Regions from separate parts of the Homo sapiens genome. Here regions 1, 2 and 4 are each linked to region 3. A link is a contact called in ENCODE Hi-C or POLR2A ChIA-PET data. All regions are on one chromosome and are shown on one strand. Each heading gives the region's core, a stretch centred on a gene start or an enhancer-like site at or near the end of the contact. The rest is flanking DNA. Distances are from core to core; before and after follow the strand shown.

What was found. Hi-C counts contacts between places; a loop is a spot of excess contacts on that map. ChIA-PET counts read pairs that join two places held with the same protein, here RNA polymerase II (POLR2A). Pooled maps may share reads with other maps.
Region 1: a loop to region 3 is called in a pooled map, with 7 times the contacts of the local background. The contact joins the promoter of FLYWCH2 here to the promoter of ECI1 in region 3. A Hi-C loop is called at or near these places in 2 of 37 single-sample maps with no recorded cell type and 7 of 50 pooled maps. POLR2A ChIA-PET finds 5 or more read pairs at or near these places in 4 of 52 experiments (CD4-positive, alpha-beta T cell, H1, activated CD8-positive, alpha-beta memory T cell and 1 more).
Region 2: a pooled map shows a loop between it and region 3 (4-fold over the local background). The contact joins the promoter of PAQR4 here to the promoter of ECI1 in region 3. A Hi-C loop is called at or near these places in 5 of 50 pooled maps. POLR2A ChIA-PET finds 5 or more read pairs at or near these places in 2 of 52 experiments (GM10248 and Panc1).
Region 4: a loop to region 3 is called in a pooled map, with 8 times the contacts of the local background. The contact joins the promoter of ELOB here to the promoter of ECI1 in region 3. A Hi-C loop is called at or near these places in 1 of 168 maps with a recorded cell type or tissue (naive thymus-derived CD4-positive, alpha-beta T cell), 1 of 37 single-sample maps with no recorded cell type and 7 of 50 pooled maps.

Annotation. Positions count from the first base shown.
Region 1 is chr16:2,881,852-2,884,671 of GRCh38, reverse strand. FLYWCH2 (FLYWCH family member 2) reads right to left here and starts at 1,457. Exons shown (of 4, transcript NM_138439.3): 1 at 1,306-1,457. RefSeq lists silencers at 1,022-1,081, 1,172-1,341, 1,842-2,311 and an enhancer at 2,040-2,540.
Region 2 is chr16:2,967,799-2,970,679 of GRCh38, reverse strand. PAQR4 (progestin and adipoQ receptor family member 4) reads right to left here and starts at 1,332. Exons shown (of 3, transcript NM_152341.5): 1 at 840-1,332. The coding sequence starts at 1,005. It overlaps KREMEN2 (kringle containing transmembrane protein 2), which reads right to left. Exons shown (of 9, transcript NM_172229.3): 9 at 2,300-2,870. The coding sequence ends at 2,660. RefSeq lists silencers at 328-467, 738-857, 888-937, 948-1,117, 1,148-1,567 and enhancers at 1,828-1,907, 1,361-2,350.
Region 3 is chr16:2,249,940-2,252,838 of GRCh38, reverse strand. ECI1 (enoyl-CoA delta isomerase 1) reads left to right here and starts at 1,252. Exons shown (of 7, transcript NM_001919.4): 1 at 1,252-1,324; 2 at 1,410-1,523. The coding sequence starts at 1,273. It overlaps LOC107984839 (a long non-coding RNA gene), which reads right to left and starts at 1,169. Exons shown (of 2, transcript XR_001752052.2): 1 at 846-1,169. RefSeq lists enhancers at 801-860, 1,791-1,920 and a silencer at 1,111-1,580.
Region 4 is chr16:2,775,987-2,778,964 of GRCh38, reverse strand. ELOB (elongin B) reads left to right here and starts at 1,685. Exons shown (of 4, transcript NM_007108.4): 1 at 1,685-1,728; 2 at 1,838-1,972. The coding sequence starts at 1,726. RefSeq lists enhancers at 1-707, 1,355-1,494 and a silencer at 1,565-1,694.

The sequences.
Region 1 (2,820 bases), core at 208-2,707, 630 kb before region 3:
AACTCCCGACCTCAGGTGATCCACCCTCCTTGGCCTCCCAAAGTGCTGGGATTACAGGCGTGAGCCACCGCGCCGGCCCCGACTAATTTTTGTATTTTTTTTTTTTTTTTTTTAGTAGAGACGGGGTTTCACCATGTTAGTCAGAATGGTCTCTATCTCCTGACCTTGTGATCTGCCTGCCTCGGCCTCCCAAAGTGCTAGGATTACAGGCGTGAACCACCGCGCCCGGCCTGTGTTGCTTTAAGCCACCTTATTTGTTAGGACAGCAACAGGAAACTAATACAAGGTTCAATCCCTCACTGACGATGTTCTGGACGACAGGACCCCTGCCTGGTGCCTCATGGTGGACCCACAGAATCATCTTCATACGCACGGGGGAGAAACATCACTAATGTCCACCAGCACCGGCATCCTCAGCCGCGAGGACAAATCCCTTACCCTCCCAGCAGGTTTCATCTGCGTAACGGAAATAGTGGTGAATTTATCAGGGGCTGTTAATAGATGACAGGCAAGGGTGAAGTCATCGCAAAAGTTCCCAGACGATATGGACAGCTGCTCCCCAATAATTACTGCTCCACGCAGTCCACAGCGGGGCTGTTATTGACCCCGACAGGATGACGGGACACTAAGGTGTGCAGTACACGTCCTCACAGGGAGATTTAAAAAACCGGCAGTGACCCCTGCCCCAAGAAGGCCAAGAACTGCTACTCTAAGGTGTGCAGCGCGGAGCTTCCCCACCATGGCAATTTCAGCCATGGCAGCTCCTTCCCCTAATCACCAGGGCTCAGAATCTTTATTTCACTCCTTTACCCAATGCAATTGGCATCAAACGCGGGCTGGGCTGCGCCCAAATGGTCCCAGCTCCCCGGCTCTCTCCTCTCTCAAGAATACCCACACCCTGAGGCCCCGAGTGTCTCCCCCGCCCCAGTATCTCACGCCTCCAACTCGCTGCCGTCCCTGCAGGGACCTCCCGAGCTGCAACCGTGGGACGAGGCCGGCGGGGGTTGGGGGGTGCCGGGAAGGCAGCGCTGGGCGCGGCGGACACGGCCAGGGACCGGCGGGCGAGTGCGGACCTCCTTCGTGTGGGGGTGTTGAGGCTTTGGACAAGGGACTGGAGGGGGTGGGGAAGGAGGGGCGAGAGGCAAAGAGGGAATCGCGGGAGACCCCACAGGAGGCGGCCTGAGCACCAGGACGCGGACCCCTCCTCAGCACCCGCAGCCCTCGGGACCCCCGAGAGAGCCGGGCCGGGGACTCGTCCATGCCGAGGACGCAGGACCCTCCCCGCCCGCCAGGGCCCGTCCTCACCGACGACAGCGGTGCCCTCCCTCTCCGGCGACAGCGCCGCGGCGGGTCCCTCAGCCTCCGCGCCAAGGGCCCCAGCCTCAGCTCGCGCTGTTACCTCAAGCCGGGGTCACAGCGCGAGCATGCGCAGCAAGGCCGCGGGTGCCCTGTCTTCTGGCTGGGGCCGCTCCTCCGCGTCTTGCCCGTGCGGCGTAGAGCTGGCGTCCGGCCAATCGGAGGGCGGAGGCGGGGCCAAAATTCAGTAAGGGGGCGGGGACACCCGGGATTGAGTGTCGCCGTCAGGGGCGGAGCCTCGGGGGACCTGCGGCCTGGATCCGGGTTGCGGGCGAGGTTATCCCAGCACCAGTGGGTTGGGCTTCACTGCGACCCCCGGGCTTCCTCACGGATTTGACTCCGGCTCTCTGCGGGGAAAACTGGAGCATTTGTTTAAAGGTTTTGCTCTCCCCCGTCGCGATACCGAGCGTGCGGAGGGAAGGTGTTTAGGCTCATGGAAGCCACTGCCTTGCTTTAAGCTCTGCATCCTTGACGACGCAGCAGCCTCATCCGCGCCATTGGTCCAGCCCTCGTCTATTAGTTTAGCCCCTGCCCATTGGTCCAGCCCTCGCCCAATAGTCCCGCCCTCTCTCTGTAGTTCAGCCCCTGTCCATTCATCCTTTCTCGTTATTGGTCCAGCCCTGGCCCATTGGGCCCACCCGTGCCCACGGGCCCCGCCCTCTCCGTGCCCAACCACGTTCACCCGGCCCAAGGGGTGCCCGGGACACTCGCCATCCTCCAGCCACCCACTGCAGTGGGACTGGGCTGGGTCCGGGCACAGGGAGCTGTGGGGCCCTGGGCGCTGCTTTCCTGGGACACTTGGCTGCAGCGTCCAGAGCGGCCCCCGCACAGCCCCCTAGGCTCACCGCGGCTCTCCCAGCCCCGCGGGGTCGCCCCCACTACCCCGGCCACCTTGGTCCCCCTAAGCCTGGCTCCGCGCCCCGCCCCCCTCGCTCTAAAGCGGCCGCTGAATGTGCCACCGCCCCAGGGCTCCAGGGTCCAGGTCGAGATCCTCTGGGGCCTCCCGCACCTTCCGCCTTCTCACGTCCGAATGCCAGCGTCGCTGCACGCCCTTCCTCTGCCCTGCCCCTCCCGGCCCTGGCTCTGCAGGTCTCTGAATCCCACCGTGGACTCCGCTACCAAGGCTCCCGCTGCCCCCATCCCACTATCCTATCTCCCCGGGCATTGTCTGGTGTCATTCAAGGCCTTTGTGCTTTTTTTTTTTTTTTAGAAACGAGAATTGCGCTCTGTCGCTCAGGCTGGAGTGCAGTGGCGTGATCTCGGCTCGCTGCAACCTCTGCCTCCCGGGTTCAAGCAATTCTCATGCCTCAGCCTACTGAGTAGCCGGGATTACGGGCGCCCGCCACCACGCCCGGCTAATTTTTGTACTTTTAGTAGAGACGGGTTTCACCATGTTGGCCAGGCTGGTATTGAACTTCTGACCTCAGGTGATCCACCCGCCTCGGCTTCCTAAAGTGCTGGGAT
Region 2 (2,881 bases), core at 83-2,582, 720 kb before region 3:
AGACAAATGGAGGCACTGGGCCTTTTTATCTTCTATAAAGGGGTGAGGCCAGGTGGGGGAAGACAAGTCCAGAATGAAGGGAAGGGGGCTTCGAGGGGCTTGTCCCATCTCCCCAGACCTCTCCCTGGGGAGTTTGATTCCAGCCTAGCCCTTTCTGGGAGGTCTCCACCCCTCCCTGCCGGCCTCTAGTACTGGCCTCCCAGGGGCCAAACGGGGCTCCGAAGGCTGCCCACCCTTGTGAGAATGTGGCCTGGCAAAAGCTCGGGAAAGGCACCCAGGCTGGGCCAGGCCGCTCAGGGCCCCTTGCCCGCCTGGGGCAGCTCAAGGACGGGCAGGGCTGTGTCAGCAGAGCTCCGCGGGGCGCGGAGGAGGGGCCGGACGCCTGTTGGGGGAAGAAGGAGCCGCCACCAGGCGGAGCCCCAAGACAGAGCGGCTTGGGGCGGGGGCGTCAGGACGGCGGCGCTGGGAGGCTCCTCCCGGGCCCTCCTCATCGCAGTCAACACCATCTCCCGGCTGGGTGCTGGCGGGAGGGGGTTCCCAGGGCGCTGGGATTACAGAGGCCGGACACCATGCTCCCTACCCCTGGGGCTCAGAGGGATTAAGCAGGCTCAGACCCTACTCTGCTCCCCTCTCCTGACCCGGCCCCCACCCGCCGGGAAAACGGAAGCTGGCAGCGCGGCCCGGGACAATGGCAGCTTTGTCACCGCGGCTACTGGCGGTGCCAGGGCCGGGGCAGCCCTGGACTTGGGCGCTGGGGCCCTCCTCGGCCTCAGTGCCCCCGGCCCAACGCAGGTAGGGCGGCCGGGGGTGTGGGAAGCGCGTTGCGGGACGCGGCTCACCGTGCGTGTAGATGTTGCCCAGTTCGTTGTGCAGGTAGAAGAGGCTGCGCAGGCAGCCCGAGCCGCTGCTGGCGGGCCGGTACCCGGTCAGCACGAACTTATTGAACTGCAGGTGCGGCGGCGAGCTGGCCCAGTCCAGCAGGCGCGGCCCGGCCAGGAACGCCATGGTCCGCACCGCGCGGGCAGCCCGTGCTCCTGCTGTCCCCGAGCCTCCTCCTCAGTGGGGCCGCAGCGCGGGAAGGCCCATCACTGCCTGGCGCCCGGCGCCCGGCGCCCACCCATCGCCCTGCGCTCGATCGGCGCACGCGCTGGCTAGGGGGTCCCAGCCCGCGCCCCTCCGGCGCTGCGCACGCGCGAGTCCGTCGCCCCCGCGCCGGGGCGGAGGCTGGGGACGCACCGGACGCCTGAGCGCACTGCGGTCGGCTCCGCCAAGGCAGACGCGCCGCAGGGACAGCTCGCGGCGGCGGCGGCGGCGGTGGCCGGTAGTCTCTCTGCAGCCAGGAGGACGGGCGCGGCCGGACGCGGGAGGGGACGCCAGGCTCCGCCCAGGCTCCTAGTTCCCGCCGGCCGGCCAGCGTTTCGCGCGCCGGGCTCCTGACGTCGGCGCAGCGAGAGCCAATGGGCGTGGCCGGCGGGGAGGCTCCGCCCCGAGGCCGCCCAGGCCTCGCCTCCTAGCATAGTGTGCGCGCTCCCAGCCTCATTTGCATGGGGTGGCTGTGGGCTTGCGACCCAACGTTCTGGGTCCTGCGGGCTGCGCTAGAGTGACCCTGGCACCTCGCGTCCCTCAGAACTGTGCATCCGGGCTTTCCGCGTGACACCCAGGTCTCCGTACCTTTGGGCACCCACCCTCGGGGGCATAGTCCTGCCACCTAGCCCTACCCTGCAGACGGGGCTCTGTCCAAGGTGCTGCCGGACGGGTCCGGCCTACATCCGGTACGCCCCCGCTCCAAAGTGATCTTTCCGCAGGCTGGACTCCCGAGTGCAGCAAGGCGCTCCACGGTACCCAGGCCTCTGAAGGCGTGCCTCACGCGCCCGCAGCCGTCGGGAGAGGCCCTATCCTTCGCGCTAGGCTTCTCGGAGCGTGGGCCCGGCCCAACTTGCTCCCAGTTATCGCCCACAAGGAGCACCCTTGCGGGGCCCTACCGAGGATAGACAGGAAACAGATTGGAGGCCAGGGGAGCAAAGTCGACCTCCGCCCCGTCCACCCTGAGCAGGGACCGGGAAGGCACCCCTTATTCAGCATAACGCTGCCCACGATCCTCCTCCCCTTCCACCCCCCGCCTTCTACAGGACTCCACCCACCCACCCATCTGTCTGTGTTCTAGGTCCTTCTCTGCATTCCAGGCAGCTCCACCAAAGTCTGCGTGCAACGCCCTTCATTTGCATGGACACACGCAACCCTCGGCGTTTGTATGGTCATTAACATGCTCCTCCCACCACGGAAGAACTTTCGAGGCCCGTACCAAAGTAGATCCTTTATTCAAAATCTGTGGGGGTTTTTTGACTGTTTTTGCTGACCTGTGACCTCTCACTGAGGACGGCAGTCCAGGACCACCCCCAGAGGGGTTCAAAGACCTCCGAAACCAGAGACCACCCCCACATACAGGTCCATGGAGAGGGCCTGGACCATCTGGACCCCCACGGTCAGGCCAAGTCCCAGATAATAGCACCAGATGTTTCCTGTCCGACTTTTGGTCTCCCCAAGGCGACCAGAGGCCGAGCTGCCCCTACACAGGCGCAAGGCCGAGGCAGGGCGCAGCACAGCATCTCAGGTGTCCATCTCGCCGGCGGCGGGCCCAGCGGACCCTCGGGGCCCAGAGTCAGAGAGCGGAGATGAGCGAGCGCAGGGAGCTCTGGCTGGAGGCACTCAGAGGCCGGTAGCCCGCGGCAGAACCCTCAGCCTGGGGGTCCCCGGGGGAGCAGGGCAAGGCCACCCCTCGGGGCTGTTGGTACCACACAGCCCAGCTTCTCCTGGGGCCCCTGGAAGCCCCCAGCGCCGGGGGCCCTTTTCCCGGAGCCAGCAGACAGCTCCTAGAGAGGGA
Region 3 (2,899 bases), core at 3-2,502:
CAGTGTCCAGAGTAGCAGGGGCTAATTTTTTTTTAATTTTTTAATTTTTTTTTTGAGACAGTCTCTGTTGCCTGGGTTGGAGTGCAGTGGCGCAATATTGGCTCACTACAACCTCTGCCTCCTGGGTTCAAGTGATTTTCCTGCCTCAGCCTCCTGAGTAGCTGGAATTACAGGCACCTGCCACCATGCCCAGCTAATTTTTTGTATTTCTAGTAGAGACGGCGTTTCATCATATTGGCCCGGCTGGTCTCAAACTCCTGACCTCATGATTTGCCCACCTTGGCCCCCAAAGTGCTGGGATTACAGGCATGAGCCACCGCGCCCAGCAGCAGGAGCTAATTTTTAAGAATTTTTTGTAGCAACAAGTTGTTGCTATGTTACCCAGCTGGTCCTGAGTCACTGGGGTTACAGGTGTGTGTCACCATGCCAGGCTTGCTTCCTCCTCCGTTAAGTGGCCATTTTTCCACCTCAAAAATTGGTTTGGGACACAAGGAAGAATTGGAAATGCTTAAGATGAGAACAAAAGTTGAGACCACCCAACACAGCTGGGACCTTACTGCCCAGTGCTCCCAGTGGTCTGACCAAAACCCCACACCAGACAGTACAAAGGCCCACTCCCGAGCTGCCGCTTACGGCCCAGCGGGAACAGACTGTATTCTTATCTTTCGGCATTTCTCTGCAAATAAAAAGGTGCCACTGCGGTCCGGCCTTTGTGCACTTGCCCTTGTGCTGAGCAAGGCGGGTGGCCTGTTCTTACCGCTGGGTTCTGCTGCCCCCACCCCCATTTCGGTGACTAAACCTGCAGCTCTGATCCTGTTCCCAAAGGGGCAGGAGGCCGGGCTCACCCCAGGCAGCCCCTGGCCTCCCTGACGGCCCCCTCGGGAGGGGTTCCGTGCTTTGATCGCCTTTCCAGCGCCGATACTGCAGTAGCTGGGCCCGGCCGAGAGCTCGCGGTCACGAACACCGGCAGCCTCTTGCCTACAGTGTCCCGCGCTGTAGAAGAGCCTGCCCTGGCGCTGAGCTGGTCGTGGCTGCTTCAGCAGTGGGCCTGCGCCTCCTTGTAGGCCAGCCCTGGCCCAGATCCAGGTGCCTGCCCCGGAAGCGCGCGGCTGCCCGGGGTGAAGCCGGAGGGCGGCGAGCGGCTGTTTCGGCCGGTAGGTGGAGGCGTTGACCAGCCTCTGGGAACGGGGCGGGACCTAGTTGGGGGGGCTCCGCCCCCTCCCCAGGAGGCGAGCTCAGCCCGCGACCTTTATCCCGCGCGTTGCGGTCAAGATGGCGCTGGTGGCTTCTGTGCGAGTCCCGGCGCGCGTTCTGCTCCGCGCGGGTGCGAAACCCGGGGTGGGCAGGGATCGGGCCGGGGCCGGGGCCAGGACCGGGAACTAACGGGCTCCCCCACGCTGCCTTCGCAGGGGCCCGGCTCCCGGGCGCGGCCCTCGGGCGGACGGAGCGGGCGGCCGGCGGCGGAGACGGCGCGCGGCGCTTCGGGAGCCAGCGGGTGCTGGTGGAGCCGGACGCGGGCGCAGGTGAGCGGGCGGCGCCGAGGGAGGGCGGGCGTGGGGTCAGGACCCGCGGGGGTCCGCGCTCGCGGGGTGCTGTCGGAGAACCACGTCTGTCGACGCTCGGTTTGTGTTTAGAACCCAAGTTTCGAAACAGAACCTTGCCGCTCTACCTGGGTTCGTTCGTCATGAGATAAAAGTTTCTGTTTTTAAAGTTGGCGGAGGCCGGGCGCGGTGGCTCACGCCTGTAATCCTAGCACTTTAAGAGGCAGAGGCGGGCGGATCACCTGAGGTCAGGAGTTCGAGATCAGCCTGGCCAACATGATGAAACCCTATCTGTACTGAAAAATACAAAAGAAAAAAATTAGCTGGGCGTGGTGGTGCGTGCCTATGCCTGGGAGGCTGAGGCAGAAGAATCGCTGGAATCTGGGAGGTGGAGGCTGCAGTGAGCCGAGATTGTGCCACTGCACTCCAGCTTGGGCCACAGAGCAAGATTCCGTCTCAAAATAAATAAATAAATAAAAATAAAGTTGGCGGGGATATGAGCTGTTATCTAAGTTATTCAATTGGAAGTGGAAAAGAATTGGAATCTTTTGGAATAAAATTACGTTTGTTAACACTCCCATGTGGCACAGAACCTCGTACCTACCCGCCCGTCAGAACCCTTGGTAAAACCCACTGGAAAGGATAGAAAAAGTACTTTTGGAAGAGAAGCCTGTGCGCTCCCTCCAGACAGGAGGCCGAGCTGAGGGCACCGAGAGGGCACGCCTAGGCGCCAGCAGTTCTGCTTCCAGGACATGCTGACCTGGACCTCCCGGTGCAGCAGTCCCTGCTGTGGCTCCTGAGAGGAGGCCCTCCCCCTCCGCAAGTAAGTCACAGCCCCTGCCCTCCCCAACCCCCCAGACTCAGGGCTGTGCCCAACTTTGCACAGCTTCAGGACTCCAGGCTCCTGGTGCCTCTGAACTTGGTTCCGTCCTCTCTGTCTGGGCTGAGGGAGCTGCCTGGGCTCTCTCTACAAACTTGAGAGGGACAAACTAAGACCAACTTCAAACTGACTTTTTTTTTTTTTTTTTTTTTTTTTGGAGATGTAGTCTTGCTCTCCAGTCGCCAGACTGGAGTGCAGTGGCGCAATCTCCGATCACTGCAACCTGTGCCTCCTGGGTTCAAGCGATTCTCCCTCCTCAGCCTCCCAAATAGCTGGGATTACAGGGACCCACCACTATGCCCACTAATTTTTGTAAAAACTGAGTTTCTGAAGGGATCATTTCTGTAGCATATTTGAATATATCTCAACAAAATGCAAAAAAAAAAATTATTATTTTTTTTTTTTTGAGACAGAGGCTCCCTCTGTCACCCAGGCTGGCGTGCAATGGCGCGGTTCCGGCTCACTGCAATCTCAGTCA
Region 4 (2,978 bases), core at 436-2,935, 530 kb before region 3:
TCCTTCGCTCTCCCTCCACAGAAGCACAGGATTTAAAGTTGCCAGTTCTATGTAGGTAAAGACACTGGGATTAATTAATTGGAGACAGAGTCTCACTCTGTCGCCAGGCGATGTGCAGTGGCGCGATCTCGGCGCACTGCAACCTGCGCCTCCGGGTTCAAGCAATCCTCCTGGCTCAGCCTCTCGAGCAGCTGGGACCACAGGCGTGCGCCACCGTGCCCACCTAATTTTGTTTGTATTTTTAGTACAGACAGGGTTTCACCTTGTTGGCCAAGCTGGTCTTGAACTTCTGGGCTCAAGTGATCCACCCCCTTCAGCCTCCCAAAGTGCTGGGATTACAGGCGTGAGCCACCGCCCCCAGCCAGACACTGCGACTGAGAAAGAAATTTTAGCCTGGCCAAGAGCTCTTCCCAGCAATTACCTGTCCAATGCCTCATGACTCACGTCATGAAGAAGAGACAGGTTCTGCAGGGACTGCGATGCTGAGGACCCTGGGAGCGGGGGTAGGGGCTGCAGTGAACCGCAGTGAAGGAAGTCACACGAGGGAAGGGACTTTGGAGGACTCCCCAGGGAGGAGCCACATTCCACAAGTCAAAAGTAGCAATAACTAGAATTACAGCTTAGAAAACACAAATGCAGCGCTAAGACTTGCCGAGGTTCTACGCAGTTCAAAAACTGTTCCTCTCCCATCTACAACAGGAGGAAACTGGGCTTTGATGAGGTTAACGGCCCATGGCCACAGTCAGCAGCGGAGCCCAGGGCTGCTCCTTCGCCTCTCTAGATGCCGAGGCAAAAATCGCACCTCCACCTTCCACCCCTCTCTCAACAGCCCTCAAAGCGCAGCTCGGAGGACTGCAGGGCGGTTTGGCGTCCAGGGCCACCCTCTGGCTCATCTCTCCAACGCCGCCTCCGACACCCGCCCAGCACGACCCAGCCTGGGGTGTCTCTGCAAGGGAGAGGTCAAGTGGGGGGCCCTCACTCTCATGTAAATGTAACTTGGGGCGATGCAGGATAGTGTCCAGCATTCAGGAAACAGGGCCTTGGTGGAAAGAGCGGCCAGCCAGGAGAATCAAGTCTCTAGGCCTTTTCAGAGCCGAAATGCAGCCAAGCAGGAAGGCGGACAGGCGCCCAGGGCTCCTGGGGCAAGGAGCTGCCCCTTCCCTCCTCCTGCGAAGAGCGGTCGCCAACCGCTCCCGTGCCTCCTCTTCTAGCCCAAGGAGTTCGCCCGGGCCATCCCTAAGCCCAACAGCAGCCCCCAGGGCTCTTCACAGGTCATAAGCCCCTCTGAGCGGCGACAGTCCTCGCATCCAGCCCGGGTCAGGGAGCGGGGGTGACTGTCCCCAGCACGGCGGCCAGAAGACCCCAAATGCGGAGCCTGCCCAAGATGGCGGCCACGACTACGCCGCGACAAGACGGCCCCGAGCTCGGTGTGCCCGAGCTTGGAGCCCGCCGGACCGCACCAACACGGGGACCTCCCCTCTGCCAGTCCCAAGACGGCGCCACCGCCTCCAAAGGCCATGCCCGCCGTCGGGATGGCGGCCGCACGCCCCTCGATACCGCCCGCTTCCAGATCACTTAAAATGGCGGCGGCTGCGGGGCGGCACGGGGCGGGGCTGCGCCGGGGGAAGGGACGCGGCGCGGGGCATGCTGGGCCACGCGCGGGCTGCCGGGAACGGGGCGGAGCGCGGCTGCGCCGGCGCGTCGAGGGGAGAGGCAGCAGCCGCGATGGTGAGCGGGCGTGGGGGAGGGGCGGCCGGGCCGGGCCGGGGGCGGCGGGGGGCGGCTGGGCCGCGCGGGGGGCCCGGGCTTCGTGCTCACGCCGGCCCGCCGCCCCCAGGACGTGTTCCTCATGATCCGGCGCCACAAGACCACCATCTTCACGGACGCCAAGGAGTCCAGCACGGTGTTCGAACTGAAGCGCATCGTCGAGGGCATCCTCAAGCGGCCTCCTGACGAGCAGCGGCTGTACAAGGTGGGTCCCGCGGGCGGGCCGAGGGGAGCGGGTACCCGGCGCCGGGCACGGGGCTGACGCCTACGCTGTCCGCGATGTAAACAGTAGCGGCCGGCGACGCCTGCGGGCGCCCGAGCCGCGGGACTGGGACATCCGTTGTGCGGGTGAAGCGCGAGCTGCGCTCGCCGCGGGGATCTCCGGTCCGGGGGCGATGTTTAGACCTCGTGCCGGGCCCCGGGCGCCGAGGGCACCGTGGCATGCAACCCCTGCAACGGTATCGCCCGCGCCGTGCAGTTGACGAAATTGAGGTTCGGCTTGGTCGCTTAACCAGCCAAAGGTCATTGGCAGCGCCAGGGTTCGAACCACGACCCCTTAATCCCCACCCTTCTTCGCAGGCCCATCGGAATCACGCTGTCCCCCCGGACACTCCTTCGGGTGGAGGGTGGGGAACTCAGTGAATGCAAAGAAAGTCAGGTCCCACTCGTTCTTCACCAAGCAACCGTTTGTTATTACCTCCCGACCTCCTGCTGATGTCCTAGAAGCCCCCCTTTCCCCTTGCAAACGAACTGAGATTATTCAGTCAGAATGGCTTGGGGTTTGGGGTCTGCATTGGGGAGTCAGATGCATCAGCCTCTGATTTACGTCTCCCAACATTGTGAGGTTGTCGCCCAAGTGCATTGTTCAGATTCTAGAGCTGGAAACTGGGAAACTGACTTTTAGCTCCAGGCTCAGAGCCTCAGCTCCCATGGTCTCTAAAGGCCTTTCCTCACTCATAACTACTGGGACTTAGCAAATATTAAATGACCGTGCCTGTGCATGTCCCGTGTGCCACATGTCTACTTAGTGCTTTATGTTTCTTCCTAGCTCATTGAAACCCTCTGGTGGCCCTACGAATTGAGAATTCTGGTAATTCCTAGTTTACAGATGAGGAAACTTTGCATCAAAAGGCTCAACTACCAGCCAGCCGTGGTGGCATGGTCCTGTAGTCCCAGCTACTCTGAAGGCTGAGGCAGGAGAATTGCTTGAG